Linked DNA regions of Homo sapiens: region 1 is linked to region 2. The links are chromatin loops, found by intact Hi-C in ENCODE. Cell type or tissue: mammary epithelial cell. All regions are shown on one strand. Links, peaks and the distances in the headings refer to the core of each region. The heading gives the core; the rest is flanking DNA. Region 1 overlaps LOC105377684 (a long non-coding RNA gene). Region 2 has its middle 21 kb from the start of TTC1.

Region 1 (5,382 bases), core at 191-5,190, 460 kb before region 2:
TCCTTCCATGAAGACTTCCACATTTTATGACCACGCTCTTCCAGGGCTCTAACATTATGTAGAGGTTCCACATATGCACTATGGACTGAATAAGACTCAAAGAACAATGGACTATTTATTGATTTTCCATGTATTTTTTTGAACCTCTATTTTTTTTTTTTTTTTTGCTGACCTATGGTTGCTAACAAAGCACTCCAAAACTTGGTGTACTAAAATAATAATCAATTTTTCAAGACCTTATGGGTTAAATGGGAGATTCTTCTTCTCATGGTGTTGGGTGGGGCACTTAGATACCAGTTGTTCAAACAAGGGCCTTGTTTCTCTCTTATGTGAGTCCCTCCACAGAGCTGTTTGGGCTTCCTCACAGGATGTCTGCTAGATTCCTGAAAGAAACTCTGTAAGTGGCCAAGGCAGAGGCAGAGGTTACAGGTCTTTTAAGGCCCATCCTCAGGAGTTGCACAGTGTCATTTCTGTAGTATTCTAGTGATCAAAACAAGTCATGGAGCCACCCCAGATTCAAGGGGAAGCAAAATAGACTCCATCCTTTGATGACGAGTTGAAAAAAATGTGCAGCCAGCTTTAGTCTACCAAAATCTACTGTGTGCCAGGCACAGTGCTAGGTGCCTGGGGATATGAATGGTGAACAGAATCATACATAATCTTTGCTCCCATGAGCTTATAGTTTAGTGGGGGGAAGAAGAAATCAATTATCCACACCACTAAAAGTGTAAGTAGAAGGACTACAAAGGGATATGCTCAATGCCAGAAGAGCATAAAACAGGGGAACAAAGTCATAATCAAGAATGTCGAGGAGAGTTACCTGATAAAGGAGCACTAGGGCTGACATCTGAAGAATCAGTAAAGTTATTTAAGTTGTATGTATGCCTAGCACATGGTAGATCCTTGACTAATATTTGCTAAATGAATAAATGATGGCATGAGAAAAACTCTGTGACAAGAAAGACAAGGGACTGGGGAACAAAGAAAATGGAGGGTTGTAGTGTGGGATAAGGCCAGTGAAGGGTAGATGGTATAGATCTTTGAAACCACATTGAGTATCTGAGTCTTCAGCCTCAGAGCAATGGGTTTGAAGCCAGAGCAGGTTGGTTTAATAAGTTTTGGGCTCTGAAAAAGTCACCTTGACTACAATGTGGAGAATCAAATGGTTCGGAGGGCTAGGTAGTAGCTGGGAGGAGCAGAGAACGAAAGGAGGAGGGAGATTGGCTAGGACACTCTGCAGTAGACCACACAGGTGGTGGCGATGAATATGGAGATGGAGAAAACTCTGAGGAGATCTATCAAGACTGGGAAAGAAATGGCCCTGTGCTGTGGCCAGTTCCACGCCTGTCAGCCCCTCCGGCCCTGGGAGCCTGTGGAAATCTATAAGTAGTCTACACCAACCTGCGGGCATCTGAGCTCTGAAAGGGAATCTGTAGCACTCTCAAGGAAAGGCAAAGAAAGTGAGGCCAACACAACTCGCTTTTTGCCCTCAGAGCTGCAGTTCAGACTAGGTGCCAGGCGCCTTCTCCCACCTCAGGCTCTGAAGAGGAATATTGATTTCTGCAGCTGAGAATATAATGTTGGTGCTTGCTCTCAGGCCTCTCATTTTGCACTGCTTGTACCCTGGGGGAGGAGAGAGACCATGACTCCTCTGGAGATCAATGGCTGTGAACGGGATCGAGGAGAGGAGACCACGGTTTCTTTATCAGCCTATGCCGTCCCAAGGTGGCCACACAAACAAGGGCCATGCATCTAGGATTCTCCATCAGTGGCACTGTGAGAGTTTTGCTTTTACCCTTTCTATTGGAGAAAATATCAAACTTATCTATAAGTAAACTAGTGAAAGTTACCATTTTACCATCAGCTCCAACAATTATCAGCTCACGGCCAGTCTTACGTCATCTGTTTCCCCAACCTCTCTCCCCCTGCATTACTATGAAGCAAATCCTAGACAGCATATAACTTCGTAGGTAAATATCTTAGTTTTATTTTTTAAAAGATAGGCGCTCTTGAAAAAAAAAAAGCACAGTCATGGCATTATCACACTTAAAAATATTAATAATTACAAATGGATTTGTAATTATGATGCATCATACATTATATGATTATTTGATATCATCAAAAAAATAATATAATAGATGTTTGTTCACTTTTCCCTACTTGTCTTATAAAAAGATGTTGTTATTTGTTTTTGTTTGTTCATTTGAGTCAGGGTCCACACAAGGCCCGTACGTTGTAATTGATTACTGCATCTCTTAGGTCCCTTGTAATCTACAGGTTCTGTCTCATTTCTCTCTTTAAATAATTTTCCTCACCAGTATTTTGGAAAAGAAACTGGGTGGGTTGTCCTGCAGAGTTTCCCACATCTTGATCTTGCTGATGACATCTTTGTGGTGATATTTAACAGATTCCTGGTCCCCTGTGTTTTCTGTCAATCAGTAGTTGGATGTTGAATTTTGATTAAATTCACTATCAATTTCTTTTGGCAAGGCTACTTCATCGGTGGTGCTCTCTTTATCTAGCAGAAGGCACACTGTATTTGATTGTCCCTCTCTGAAATGTGAGCAGTCACTGGTCATTGCTTAGGTGCATTAATTCATTAGGAATTGCAAAATGGTGATAGACTAATTCTATATTCTGCCTTTTTTTGTTAATTAGGTAGAATGCTTCTCTACAGAGAAACTTTCTCTCATGATTATGCTGAGGCATAATTCTCATAGAAAAACATGATTAATATTCAATTCTTTACCCTTTACCTTCTTTTTTTTTTTTCACCAGTTCTCTAAATAATGTGCTGGTTCTGCAGCAACTTCTAAGGGTGACTATGGATGTTTTTAAATATCATGGATTTAAACATACTAGATATCATTTGTAAGTTATTAATTCTCAAATTATCTCATTTTTGGCCAGTAGGAGTCTCTTCATATTGGCTCCTGAGTTCATTTGACAGAATCCTAGTAATTTTTTATAGTTTCCTTGCTTTTTGATATGACAGATTCTCCAGGCTCATTTTGCACATTACCTGCCCCAGACATGAAATGAGTCACTTTGCCAAGGATCCTGGACTTCTTTTAGCAAGAAGTGGTATTTATAGATAGCAAACTAGGCACAAGGAGTGCTCAGTGCTTCTGGATTGCTGTTGCTAGGCCTTTCCTGTACTGATATGCATCATACAAGTAGTTTTTATTGAAATTCAGAATTCCAGGATTTTAGCTACCATCATCTATCATATATATATATATATATATATATATATATACATGTTTCCTTTCTCCCATGTTGAAATTCCTGGTTTTCAATGACACCCACAAAATGATTCATTTGATTTATCCCAAACTACATTCACAACCATCTCAGGCTAACAATACTAACACTACCACCATTAGTATAATTATTATAAATAATTTGTTTTCTCCAGTTCTCTTTTTTTCTTATGCTATATCTTAGTAGGGATGTACAGTCACATAACTGTGCTTTGAAGCAGAGCTGAAGCACTTTAAAGCACTTTGAGAAGTTCTTCTCTATGTGGTTATGTCAATGACTGGTTACAAATTTCTGTTTCGTTTCATTTTACTTTGGATATTTAGGGAGTACTTTTTAAAACAAGATATGTTAAAAGAAGTCTCTGCCATCTCCACTCAATTTCCTCACTCCCACTATAAGTAACCACTTAACATTTTTACAGGTTTTCTATTGCATAGATATAGATATAGATATACAATGTTTCCTGTGGTTGTATGAGTTGTACTCACCACCTCACTTTTCTTGGCTAAATTGTAGTATATTATACAAATCATTTACCATTTTGCTTTCACTTTTTAAACCAATAATGTAACCTGGATCACAAAAAAATGGATTCAAATCCCACCCATGCCACTTACTAGCTATGTGACCTTGGGCCTGTATCTTAAATGCTCTGAGCCTAGTTTCCCTATTTGTAACATCAGAACAATAATATCCACCACCTAGGGTTGTTGAAACGGTTATGTGTGCAAGTGTGAACATGGCAGGTGACATAGAGTAGGTGCTCAATGTATAGTAGCTCTAATGGTTTTATGGATGTTATAATGCTTAATAATTTTTATGCACTTCTCATTTGATGAGAGCCTTGTTCTTTCCCATCAATGTCACATAGTGAAGCCTAAGAGGGGTAGGTGGGGAATTTGAGAATCATTGAATGAGGACTCGAAGAATTAGAATGTTAATACAGTCAAGAACCCTTAGAGACCTGAACAATTGTCCTGCTTATTCTACAGGAAGAGAAATAGATACACAGAGTGACAAAGCAATTTGCCCAAGGTCACAAACCAGGGTGGGGAAGTCTGCTGTTGATGCCTTGTTCAATTATTTTTCAAGGTAACTTTTCTCTAAAACAAAGTTCATCTTCTGCTGTTCATAGAAGTTTCTCTGTGCATTCCTGCGTTCTCTCTGTAAAAGGAGAAACCGGGTGAGGGACGGGTCAGAGAAACTATGCCTTGAAGAAGCGTTTCTTCACCCTCTTGGTATGTAAACACAGCAACAGTCACTGAGGCTGATCCCTATCAGTGAGTAAGGTCTCATTAATACAGTCAGCAGGGGATCCTGGAGATAAAGAAGTTCAAGGAACAGTGCCTTGCCCTCAGGGGGCTTTACAACTATTAAGACAACGTCAAGCTTATTTGAAAACCAAACATGGCAGCAAAAATATGTGGCAGTGTTTAAAATAATCGTTCCTTTTAATGACTTTGTTTTATTTTCATTACAATAACCCTAGGAGATGGCCACTATCCTTGCATCTCTTTTACATGTTAGAAAACTAAGGTTTAAGTAGATTTTTGTGACTCTCCCAAAGTTATACAGCTAATGAGCAGAAAAGCTGCTTTTGAATTCAGGTATGTCTGACTCCAGCTCCTGTGCCCTTTAAACAGATGCTAACAGGGGTGTGATGCATTTCCACTTCAATCCGTTGGTTTTGAGACAAAGAGAAGGATAAAACCTGATAGGGTATTCCAGAACAGTTTGCAATCATTTGATATTTTATTCATCCACTCATTCATTCATCCATTATTTATTCTTTGCTTACTAAGTGCCTTAAGAATCTGAATGCCAAAGCCAGCCTGGGTTTGAATGCTGACTCTACCACTTATTGGTAAGAAGGTGACTTTCCTTCCCTGTGCCTCAGTTTCCTCATTAGGATAAAGAGAATAATAGTAACTACCGTATGGGCTGTTACGAGATTTAAATGAGTTAATATGTAAAAACACTTACATATAGAGCTTTATAATTGCCACTTGTGCCTCTGCTGCTGCTACTGAGCTTTATGCTTGGTGATTTGTATTTTAATGTTAAGAACCAGCAGTCCTGGATACTGCTTTAGCTCTGCCACCAGTGAGCCACGTGATC
Region 2 (5,382 bases), core at 249-5,248:
CAGGGAATAATAACTGGCACACAGCAGGCACTCCTTAAATACTTATTGAATGAATGAATGATGTCTTAATATCTGGTCTCTGGCCAGGCCCCAAGTAGTAGCATGCTAAAGCTGACTTGTACCGGCTCAGAGCAGTTTATAAGCATCTCTGTTCAACTTTGTGTTCAGTGACATTGTACCAACAGCTTGAAATATGCTGATGGGAATATGTACACCACAGAAATTGACAAACACTACACATCAGGGCTCCTTTTTCTTTTCTTTTTTGTAGAGCTATTTACCAGCACACCAAAGGGTCTGGAAAAGGACTGGAAATAATCTTGGAAGAAACTCTTTCCTCAAAGGACTCTGGATCACTGAGAGGCCAAGCAGTGCTGCCTCTGGGACCTGGTGACAAAGCCTGATCCTGCATTGCGAAGAGGAGCATTCTGCTTGGAACAAGGCACTGTGGGACCTGAAGGGAAGAGAGTTCCGTCTAGCCCTTGAGGCTTTGCAACTTTGGGAGGGCTGGGACATAGCATAGCCCTGAAGGAGAAGGAGAGCTCACAGAAGCACCAGAAGCATCAGCAGCAGTGACTACTCTTTAATGCAACTTGCTGAAAGCAGTTATTAAGAAGGTGGTGGGAAGAAAGGAACCCACAGGGCCCCCAGAAATATCTAGGGAGCCTTTTTAAGAGGGCCTGAGTTTCACAGGTGAGGACTAATAGACAGATTTTCTTTTAAGAGACAATGCTCACCCAGGCTGGTATGCAGTGACACAGTCATAGTTCACTGCAGCCTCGAACTCCTGGCTCAAGGGATCCTCTCACCTCGGCCTCCCAAGTAGCTGGGACTACAGGTGCATGCCACCATGATCTTCTAATCTTTAAAATTTGTAGAGACAGAGCCCCACTATGTTGCCTAGGCATATCTCAAACTACTGGCCTCAAGTGATCCTCCTGCCTTGGCCTCCCAAAGCACTGGGATTACAGGTGTAAGCCAGTATATCCAACCTAGACAGAAAATATTGATTATTCACACTCACGTGACCTAATTTGCACCCTCTGACTTGTGAGACTAGAGAGAGTCATCTTGGAAAAGAGGTGTGTGCTCTGAGGCTGGCTCTTTTATTTGAACCGACAGCTTTTAGTACCAAGAGCTGGAGCTGTGATTCTCAAACTCAGAGAGGAGAAGAATCACTCAGTGAGCTGATTAAAAATACCGACTCACAGTCACCTCCAGCCCCGTCTAACGGATTTAGCAGATAGAAATAAGACCCAGTAATCTGCGTTTTAAAGAAATGATACAGTTGGTCCATGGACCAGATATTGAGAAGCATTGCACAGATGGTCAGTGACTCAGGAGGGCTCGATTTACGATCTATCCACTTTACGATGGGTTTTTGGAGACGTTAGCCCCATCGTAATTCCAGGGGCATGGGTGATCCAGCTTACATTGCCGGGTAAGGGCTAGGTTTTACTCCCCCCTCAACGGCGCCTACTGTCTTAACAGGGTCCACTTTGCTAAACACCGAGTTGGAAAAGCAGCTTCCTCTCTTTCCCAATCTCTGATGGTGCTGCTTCCAGGTGTAACTTCTACCTGCCCTCTGCCTTAAGGGTCCCTAGAACCCAGGATGGCTCCAGAGAAAGTAAGCTTGTCATCGACCCGTCACTTCCCAGGTGGTTAACGTCCACACCCTGCCCCCAGCGGCGGGGGAGCCGGGCCTACGGGCTAAAGGACGGTGTTGTAAGAAGCTGGACGAGCCCGGTTCCAGAAACCAAACAGCAGTTGTTATCATGCCTTTTAAATCACGCGTAGAGGTTTCAGTTTCTTCCTCTGCAGGCCCGTAAATATTTGCCTTCGGGTTTCTGTGTTTTCTGCCGTTGCCAGGAGCTCCGATCCTCCTGCGGCGGGGGCGCCCAGGTGCGCGGGTCTCTCCTGCGGGCTCAGCGGGCCGGCGCCGCGGCGTCTCCAGCAGAGCGCAGCAAAGAAGACGAAGCCTCCTGGGGCCTTTCCTCGCCGCCTGGAGCGGGGCATCCTTCCTCCTTACGTGCAGAGACTGGGAAGCAGCTCTTTAGACACTGCAGTGACCGAGCCCGCTCCACGCCCCTTTCCCCTGAGCAGGTGCTTGACGTGGGGCAAGCTCGGCGTTGAGGTGGACCCGCGCGCCACCCGCTGGCCAACGCGCCTAAGCGACAGGAGTGCAAAGAAACGAGGCTGCTTGGCAATTCAGCTGGTGCGGCCCTGCGGCACTTCCCTTATTCCTTCATAGATGCAGTCAGATATTCTAGAATTCTAGGTTAGGAATGCTTTAACCTGGGGTCCGTGCGCTGGCTTCAGGGAATCTGGGAGCTCTCTAAAATGCTATAAACAATGTAATATTTTTCTGGAAAAGGGGTGCACACTTTTCATGAGTCTGACTAATTTTATATGGTCTATGGACCAAGTGCCAGGCAATGTGCAAGCCATTGGTGGTAAGTAGTGATCAAGCAGACGTGTCGCTTCTCCTCGTGGACTTTGTAGTCTTTGTGGTAGGCTGAAGAATGCCCCCCCTCGGCCGGCCGCCCAAAATATGTTCACATCCTAATCCCTGGAACCTGTGAATGTTACCCGTTATGGCAAAGGGGACTTTGCAGATCTAATCAAGTTAAGGATCGTGAGATGGGGGGATTAGCCTGGATTATCCTGGTGGGCCTGATATCACAAGGGGTCTTATAAGAGGAACACAAAAGGAAACAGACAGAAGACAATGTGACAACAGAAGCAGGAGAACAAAGGGACGGACATTTTAAGATGCCACACTGCTGACTTTGAAGATGGGAGACTTTGAAGATGGGGAAAGGAGGCCGTGAGCCAAAGGATGTGGGCAGACTCTGAAAGCTTGAAAGGTCAAGGAAACAGCTTCTCCCCAGGAGCCTCGGGAAAGAATCCCACTGCTGACACCTTGACTTTAGCCCAGTAAAACTGACTGTAGACTTCTGACCTCCAGAACTGCAAGAGAATCAATATGTTTGTTGCTTTATGCCACTATTTTGTAATGCTTTGTTACAGCAGCTTTAGGAAGCTAATATGCATCTCAGCAGGTGTCAGACTCTAAAAGTGGTAAGAGACCACAGTCCTTTACAATGCTGAGATTCTCTGTATCACTGGCCCTTCCCCTCTCCAGGAGGAGACAACCAAGAGACAGAAAGTCCAACTGACACTACAGAAGTAGATTTACTGAACTCACCCATGCCATAGAGGTACGTCTACACCTGAGTCTCTTTCCTAGAGAGTTTCAGAACTAGTTAGGGAGATAAAATTCAAATTACATCTGTGGCCGGGCATGGTGGTGCATGCCTGCAATCCCAACAGTTTAGGAGGCTGAATGGGAGGATCACTTGAGCCCAGGAACTTGAGACCAGCCTGGACAACATAGCAAGACCCCATCTCTACAAAAAAAATTTTAAAAATTAGCCAGGTTTGGTGATATGCACCTATATTCCTAGCTACTCAGGAGACTAAAACAGGAGGATTACTTGAGGCCATACATTGATGGCCATTTGGGCTGCTTTCTACCTTTTGGCTATTGTGAATAATGCTGCTATGAGGATGGGCATATAAATATCTCTTCCAGACACTGCTTTCAATTCTTTTGGATATATGCCTAGAAATGGATTTTTTTGAGGAACTCCAATACTGTTTTCCACAGTGGCTGCACATTTTACATTCCCACCAACAGTGCACAGGGGTTCCAATTTTCACCACCTCTTCACCAACTTTGTTATTTTTCTGGTGTTTGGTTTTTTTGTTTCTTTGTTTGTTTGTTTGTTTTTGAGATGGAGTCTCGCTCTGTCGCCCAGGCTGGAGTGCAGTAGTGTGATCTCGGCTCACTGCAACCTCTGCCTCCTGGGTTCACAACATTCTCCTGCCTCAGCCTCCCGAGTAGCTGGGACTACAGGTTCCCACCACCACGCTTGGCTAATTTTTTGTTTTTTAGTAGAGACGGGGTTTCACTGTGTTAGCCAGGATGGTCTCGATCTCCTGACCTCGTGATCCACCCGCCTAGGCCTCCCAAAGTGCTGGGATTACAGGCGTGAGCCACCGCACTCTGGTGTTTGTTTTATAGTAAGCACTCTAATGGGTGTGAGATGATACCTCACAGAGATTCTGATTTGCATTTCCCTAATCATTAGTGATGTGGAGCATCTTTTCATGTGCTTATTGGACATTTACATATTTTCTTTGGAAAAACATTTATTCAAGTCCTTTGCTCATTTTTTAAATCAACTTATTTGTGTTTGTTGTTGATTTTCAAGTAAGTCTTTTAAGTCAGTTTTTTTGGGGGGGTAAGATTTATATAAAATAAAATTCACTATATAAAATGAATTTCACTATTTTAAGTGTAAGATTTTAAGTGTATGATAGGTTTTGACAAATGTATGCAATCATATAACCAACACCACAATCAAAATACAGAACATTTTCATCACCCCAAAAATCTCTCTCAGGCCCCTGTGCTGTTAAACTCCTCTTCCTTCATCAGCCCTGACAACCACTAATCTCCCCTATAGTTTTACCTTTCCCAAATGTCTTATAAATGAAATCATACCCTATGTATCCTTCTATGTCTGGCTTTCTTCCACTTAAAATAATGCCTTTGAGATTCATCCATGTTGTTGTATGTGTCAGTAATTCATTCATTTTTATCAGTGAGTGGTATTCCAGTGTATGGATATACTACAATTTGTTTATTAATTCACCAGTTTATGGACATTAGATTGTAAATAAAGGTGCCATAAACATTTGCATACAGGTCTTCCTTTCTCTTGAATGAATACCTAGGAGTCAGATTGCTGGGTTGTATGGTAAGTGTATGTTTAATTTTATAAAAGCTGCCAAACTGCCAGGTGCAGTGGCTCACGCCTGTAATCTCAGCACTTTGGGAGGCCAAGGCAGGCGGATCACCTGACTTCAGGAGTTCTAGACCAACCTGGCCAACATGGTGAAACCCCGTCTCTACTAAAAATACAAAAAAATTAGCCAGGCATGGTGGCAGGTGCCTGTAATCCCAGCTACTTGGGAGGCTGGGGCAGGAGAATCACTTGAACCTGGGAGGTGGAAGTTGCAGTGAGCCCAGATCATGTCACTGCACTCCAGCCTGGGCAACAGAGCCAGACTCCATCTTAAAAACAAAACAAAACAAAAAAAACCCTGCCAAACTGTTTTCCAAAGTTGCTGTGCTATTTCATGTTTCTCCAAACAATGCATGAGATTTCTGGCTGCTCCACATCCTTAGTAACACCTAGTATATTATTCTGTTTCATTTTTAGTCATTCTAATTGGTTTGTAGTGCTCTCTTGTGGCTTTAATTTGTATTTCCCTAAAGCCTAATAATGTTGAACATCTTTTTATGTGCTTATT

What was found. A loop is a pair of places that touch in the nucleus more often than their neighbours do. Peaks named below come from ENCODE experiments on the same cell type or tissue, not always from the same donor. Only the 100,000 strongest peaks of a DNase experiment are listed, where the experiment ranks them.
Region 1: it touches region 2 in a loop (6-fold over the local background); 8 of 110 quality-filtered maps call a loop at or near these places.

Annotation. Positions count from the first base shown.
Region 1 is chr5:159,528,842-159,534,223 of GRCh38, forward strand. The region is part of intron 2 of LOC105377684 (a long non-coding RNA gene); the gene reads left to right. Among named protein-coding and RNA genes, the nearest start is that of LINC01845, 65 kb to the left of the region's middle. In mammary epithelial cell, for the core only: a CTCF peak has its summit at 2,911; a DNase peak (open chromatin) is centred at 4,520.
Region 2 is chr5:159,985,400-159,990,781 of GRCh38, forward strand. It overlaps a transcript of ADRA1B not described here. Among named protein-coding and RNA genes, the nearest start is that of TTC1, 21 kb to the right of the region's middle. In mammary epithelial cell, for the core only: a CTCF peak has its summit at 2,161 (motif pointing left); a DNase peak (open chromatin) is centred at 2,112; H3K4me3 peaks cover 381 bases.